Linked DNA regions of Mus musculus: region 2 is linked to region 1. Evidence: chromatin loops called from intact Hi-C (ENCODE). Cell type or tissue: heart. All regions are shown on one strand. Each heading gives the region's core, and the rest is flanking DNA. Links, peaks and the distances in the headings are about the cores only.

Region 1 (2,912 bases), core at 316-2,815:
ACATCACTAGTTACTACTACACAATGACCTTTATTTTTCAGTTGTTGTTTATAAATGGTGAACTGAAACTCCATCAGGATTATGGAATTATCGGAATTTAGAGCTGTTCAGTTTTGAATGACTTGTGTATAGAAAACATTTCAGGCTCCTTACAGAGAACAACCAATTTCCTGAGCACTAAGATAGAATTTGTTATCTCTGTAATAAGTTTAACCTGAAACGTATCTTTATAAAAATCCACTTGGATATTTTGGATGCGTGCAATAAGAAATTGTAGTTCATACTTTCTTTGCTGAGGGTCTGAGGAGAATAACTAGCAGGGTGTGGGGTGGGGGGGGGTAGATGAAACTTTATTTTTTTCAAACCTTACATTTAGTAATGGTTCTTAAATGCTTTAACCTTCCCTGTAGCCTACCACCCATCAGCGGGAGTGGAAGAGAAAGAGGGGAGAGGAGAAGTGGGTCTGTTTAGAAAGATTCTTTGGAGCACATCCATCTGTGTTGTCTGGAAATTGACAATTCAGTTCACAGGTTAGCAGACATCTTGATCCACTCAGAAACACTTTACAGATACACTAGCAATCCAGTTCAATAGAGTCTCAGCTTAGCAAAAGCAGTGATGTGACCTAGCAGAGACAACCAGGCCTCGGCCTTGGCACAAGTCAGCAAGAGGGACCAACAGGATCATCAGGAGAAGTTCTCAGCTGTGCCTCTCTCAGGGAAGTGAAGATCAGGGAAGACAGGCAGGCGGCCCACACGTGTTGCACAGCTAGCTTTACCAGCAAGCCAAGCACTGTCTTGGTCATTCTGTGGACCCTCCAAACATCATGTGTCCTCCACATGCCTTGTTCAACACGAGTCTTGCCTCAGCACAGGCTTTACCTCAGGACCAGTTTTGACTCAGTATGGGTCTCTAATCAGCCTGAGACTTCAGACGTGGCCAGAAACTGCAGCACACCACGAGGAGGTTTTTTTTTTGTTTTGTTTTTTGTTTTTTTTTTGTTTTGTTTTGTTTTTTTTGTTTTTGGTGCATTTCTCTCTATGGTATCCCGACAAAAGCAGCTTAACTATGCAATGTGAGGCAGACCAGTACATGTGTGTTGTTAGGAAAGAATCCTTCATCACATGTCCTTTCACATGCTTGCTTTAGCAAAACAACCTCTCTCCTGTGTCTGCTTTAGTGGTTCCTTCATGAGTCTGCCTTAGCCTTTCACCTATGTCCACTTTAACGAAATGTTCCTTTATGTGTTTGCCCCAGCAAAACACCATCCAATTGACTTTCCAAAGAACCCTTAAGTTTCCACTTCAGGTAGGGGTGGGGTGGGGTGGATGGCCTTTTCTGCTGAGCTCTGTGGCCTTGAGCATAATTTCAGAGCCATTTTCTACTGCTGATTTTCAAAGGTGATGCATAGAATTTCTGTGTCCACTCCATTCCCATTTACAATAAAGGAAAAAAAACCTTGGTAGCTGCCTCCCATCAAACCCTAAATAAACACAAACAAACTTACACAACATGAGTTGTAGTGTTAAACCTGTTGTCTGTACTTCCTGCAGAGAAGAGCTAGGAACTGAACTCTGTGTGAAGAGTTCAGTGTCCTTTAGGGAGAACACACTGCACTGTTTTAGGAACCCGTCCCGTGGCTGCATGATAGGGATGCCCAGTCACTGGCAGGCCACCAACATGCTGACGACTCTGTAAAGCTTCCTTGTAGGAACCAGGCTCAGCTGTGCATCATTTTGAAGGAGGCAGTGTGTGGGACTCACATCATTGCCTGTGCTACCCAAGCAATATCTTATCTTCAAAGACACTGGGAGTGCAGATGAAGCCACTGTGGCCGTTTTTAAGGCCAGCTTCAAAGGCGGTAACATTATTCAGCTCATTCACTGTTGCAGGTTCACAGCCAGAGCCTGACTCCAGAACTTTCTCCTGATTCCAAACTGAATTCCCAATCCTCACGATTCCTCTAGTCTCAGGCTCCTCTGGCTCCACATGTCTGTCTCTCTCCCTGTCCCTCTCCCCTTCCATGTCCCTTGTTCTACTCATTCCCCTGGCAGGCTCTTGCTGTATTGCCATGGTGGGCATCAAAATCACAGCAAGTCTATTATAGCTTGTGCTTCCTGGGTGGTAGGCTAATAGGCATATGCCTACTCATGAGCATTTTCATATATTCCCCCTCTGTCCTTCTCTCCTAAAGATTTATTATTATTATTATTATTATTATGATTATTATGATTATTAAGACATGTTTGTCTGTATGCAGGTAGGTGTGTGTATGATGAGTCTAGGTACATGAGGAAGCCAGAGGCATTGGGTTTCCCTGAAGTTGGACTTATAAGCAGTTGTGAGCCACCACCACGGATCCTGGGATCTGAACTTGGTTTTTTGCAAAAGCACCAGGTGCTCTTAACTGCAGAGCCGTTGCTCTATCCATCCCCATTTTCTTTTACAAATACATTCTGTATATTGTGAGTTGTGTGTATGTGTGTATGTGTGTGTGTGTGTGTGAGTGAGCGAGTGTGCATGTGGGCATGTGTGCGTGTGTGCATGCATGTGTGCAGGCATGTGTGTCTGTGTAAGTAGACACCATGTGTGCCCCTCAGTCACTCCCCATGTTACATTTAGAGACAGAGTCTCGCACAGGGCTCTCTGTCTGGCCACCAATCCCCAGAAATCTCCCTCTTCAGCAGGATTATAGCCATGTTTTAGCACCTCTGGCTTTTTAAGTGGGTGCTGGAGATAAAACTCCGGTCCTCATGATTGCAAGGCAGGTGCTCCACCTATTGCACCTGCTTTCCCAGTTCCAATTCCCAGTGTGTGTAAATGCATTATCGTGAGTTCTTGGATCCATAGCATTGAATGTTCATGATCCGTAGCACAGGCCTGGTGTGGGCCTGCGCATTGGCCAGTCATGA
Region 2 (2,912 bases), core at 290-2,789, 68 kb before region 1:
TTGGTTCTTCTTTTCCATTTGAACTTAAGGTCTGGTCTGCTCCTCAGAGACATTGTTCCTCAGGCACACTCTTTTGTGTTTATCATTGAAACACTGCCCAAAAACTTCACAACTATTTTTCTAAAGTTGAAATAGAAAAGAAATACAAGAGTCTCCCCTAGTTTAAATAGTAGTAAATTATTTATTATTCATTTAGATACTTTGTTATTTACTTAATATTTAAATGACCTTTTGATAAAAACAATGTTAACTTATTTTTGTTGACTTCTGGTAAAAACGGGTACTTTTTGCTTTGCTTTTTAAAAATGAATGCTTGGAAGTAAAATTCACTTGGTATTTATTGTGATGAAATTGTGAAGTAATATTTGTACAACTTGTTTTCTGAAGAACAGCTATGTCATAGATACCATAGTTGGCATCGTGTGTATTGTATTGTGTGTTTGGAAAGAGAAAGCTTGCAAGACAGTGGTTTCTAACTTAGTGCTCCTCAAATGTAAGTGTGACTTAGTCTCATCCAGAGCTTCTCAAATCAGATTGCTGATCCCAAGTCAGTAGGTCTAGCGTGGGGGGTCAGGAACTTGCATTTTAAACAAAATATTGCTGATGTTCTGGTCTCAAGACCATGGTTTTAGAATCATTGTTGTAGGTCACTCAAGGATGCTAAGGACAGTGAGTTCTGGGCTGTGCAGAGGAGGAGAGCTGTACACCCCTTGCTTGGGATGAGTGTGTGTACAGCTTCCTGGGAAAGGCAGGGCTCTAAGCTGGATTTTGCGATCTGTGGATGGCACAGGAGAATAAAGGAGACCTGGCAGAGTCAATAACCAGAGGGAACTATGTGGCAGGGTATGGAGCGGTGGCCGCAAAAGGCTTGATGGAGGAACAGCAAGACCCTAGAAAGGAGAGCGTGCTTTTAAGGCTGGACAGGCTGGTAGCCATTGGGCTTCTGAAGAGCACATGCATTCTCAAGTTGGGTATTATGGGATCATATGGTAGTTCTATTTTTATATTATTTTTATTATTATTATTGTTGAGGAACCTCCTGACTGGTCTTCATGCATAGCTATCATACTTCTCTTCTGTGAGGGTCATTTGAATAAAGCAGTTTGCTGTGTGTGTGTGTGTGTGTGTGTGTGTGTGTGTGTGTGTGTGGTGGTGGTGGTGGTGGTGGTGGTGGTGGTGGTGGGGAACCATGAAGACAGGGCTAATAGCTTTGGTTAGGGGCATTTGCCAGGAAGGCCACAGATGCTTGGCTTGTGGTTGTGGCTGTAGAACTGGAATTCAGGTCCCAGGTGACATAAAAAATGCCAAAGCACAGTGGTTGACAGACTGATTGTCCCACTAATTTGTTCACTGAACCAACTGCTGGAGTTGCTGTTTCAGAAGTTGGTAGAGAACCTGACTGTAGAGTCCTGGCCATGTAGCCTAGAGCAGAGAGGGGAGTTCAAAGGATGTACTGCCTAAGAGAAGAGAATGAAAAGGGAGAAACAAAGAAAATAAAGACAAAATGTGGAAGGAAAAGTCACAGTAAACTGACATTAGATCTTATCACGAGGAGGATTTGAGGAAGGAAATTGTTCCATGAGCTGAGCCATATACAGCATAGAGGAGTGGACACTGTGGGGGTGGCTAGAATGCTCCATTTGCCCCGCAGGAGTGTTGCTGGGAAGAAGGAGAGTGCAGGCATAGTTCTTAAGGAAGTAAAGGCAGTGGTCACCCAGCCGTTGTACAGGAAGGGGCAGTGTCTGGCTCTAGGAGTGATTAAGGGAATTTCTATCATGGACTCATTTTTATTCTGAGCGGGCAGAACCTTTGGTGCTGACTGATAGGGACAGGAAGCTGTGACAGGCAAGATAAGACCTCCCCCTGCTGTCTTGCTTATTCCAATGAAGGACTTCTCTTTGTAGTTCCTCAAGGCCAAATCTTTGGGAGCTATTTTTGGCTCCGTTTATTTTGTTCTCTGATCGTTGGATCCATCACAAAATCCTGTTGGTGCCATACTCCTTTGAAAGCACAACTCGGGATCCAAGGCTTCTAGTGTTATCAACCAGCCACTGGACTTTTCTGTCCAGAATGATGGGCAGCAGACCCTTCTCCTCCTTCCTTGATGCCCACTGTATTCCCAACCGTGTCTGCAGTGATCCTAAGAAGCTTAAGTTAGATCATGCAATTGATACAGTCGCACAGAATCTACCAGGGATTCCTTTTCACTCAGTAAATGTACTATTGCCCACTGAGCCATCTCACAGGACCCCGGTGCTGACTTCCTTATCAATGATCACTAAAGCCTTGCCAGGTCAGATCCAACCCATTCCCCTCACTTGGCAGCCCACTCTGCCCCTATTCCTTGGACCTCCAGGATGCTTCTGCCCCAGTCTTTCCCAGAATGCAACTTTGGTTTCTCACTTCTGTAGAGTCTTTATTATCTGTTATAGAAGGCCTCCCAGGGACACTTTTTGTAAATTGTAGCTCCACTGGACATGGCGCCTTCAACACTGTGTATTGAGCTTTGAGTGTTCTATCAGTAAAATACTGGTTGGTATAAACTCTGGGAGGATAAGAATGTTCTGCTTGTTTTGTTCATTAGTTTACTTTTAGTGGCTAGGACATGCCTTAGAATTTAATTGGTGGGAGGGAACATAGATATGGTAGCCAAGGAGACTGGTCTTAGGGTGTCCTGAGACCCTGCTTGTTAGGCAAGTTCTATAAGGCATATGCTTTTACACAATGGTAACAATAATACCACACCTTAAATTGAAATTTTAACTTAAATTATGATTAGACGTTTTTATACTCCCAGTTTTATTATTTTTAAAAATCATGTTTATTTGTCTGTCTGTAGGAATATGTGCACAGAAAGGCAGTTGCCTGTGGGGGATAAGTTGTTGGATACTCCTGAAACTCAAGTTTCAGGC

What was found. A loop is a pair of places that touch in the nucleus more often than their neighbours do. Peaks named below come from ENCODE experiments on the same cell type or tissue, not always from the same donor. Only the 100,000 strongest peaks of a DNase experiment are listed, where the experiment ranks them.
Region 2: a loop joins it to region 1, with 1.9 times the contacts of the local background. A loop is called at or near these places in 3 of 42 quality-filtered maps.

What each region holds. Positions count from the first base shown.
Region 1 is chr3:28,368,190-28,371,101 of GRCm38, forward strand. All of the region lies in intron 2 of Tnik (TRAF2 and NCK interacting kinase), which reads left to right. Among named protein-coding and RNA genes, the nearest start is that of Mir466q, 50 kb to the right of the region's middle. In heart, for the core only: no CTCF peak of the experiment used is centred there; a DNase peak (open chromatin) is centred at 1,682.
Region 2 is chr3:28,299,828-28,302,739 of GRCm38, forward strand. The region is part of intron 1 of Tnik (TRAF2 and NCK interacting kinase); the gene reads left to right. Among named protein-coding and RNA genes, the nearest start is that of Tnik, 38 kb to the left of the region's middle. In heart, for the core only: a CTCF peak has its summit at 1,845 (motif pointing left); no DNase peak of the experiment used is centred there; H3K27ac peaks cover 757 bases.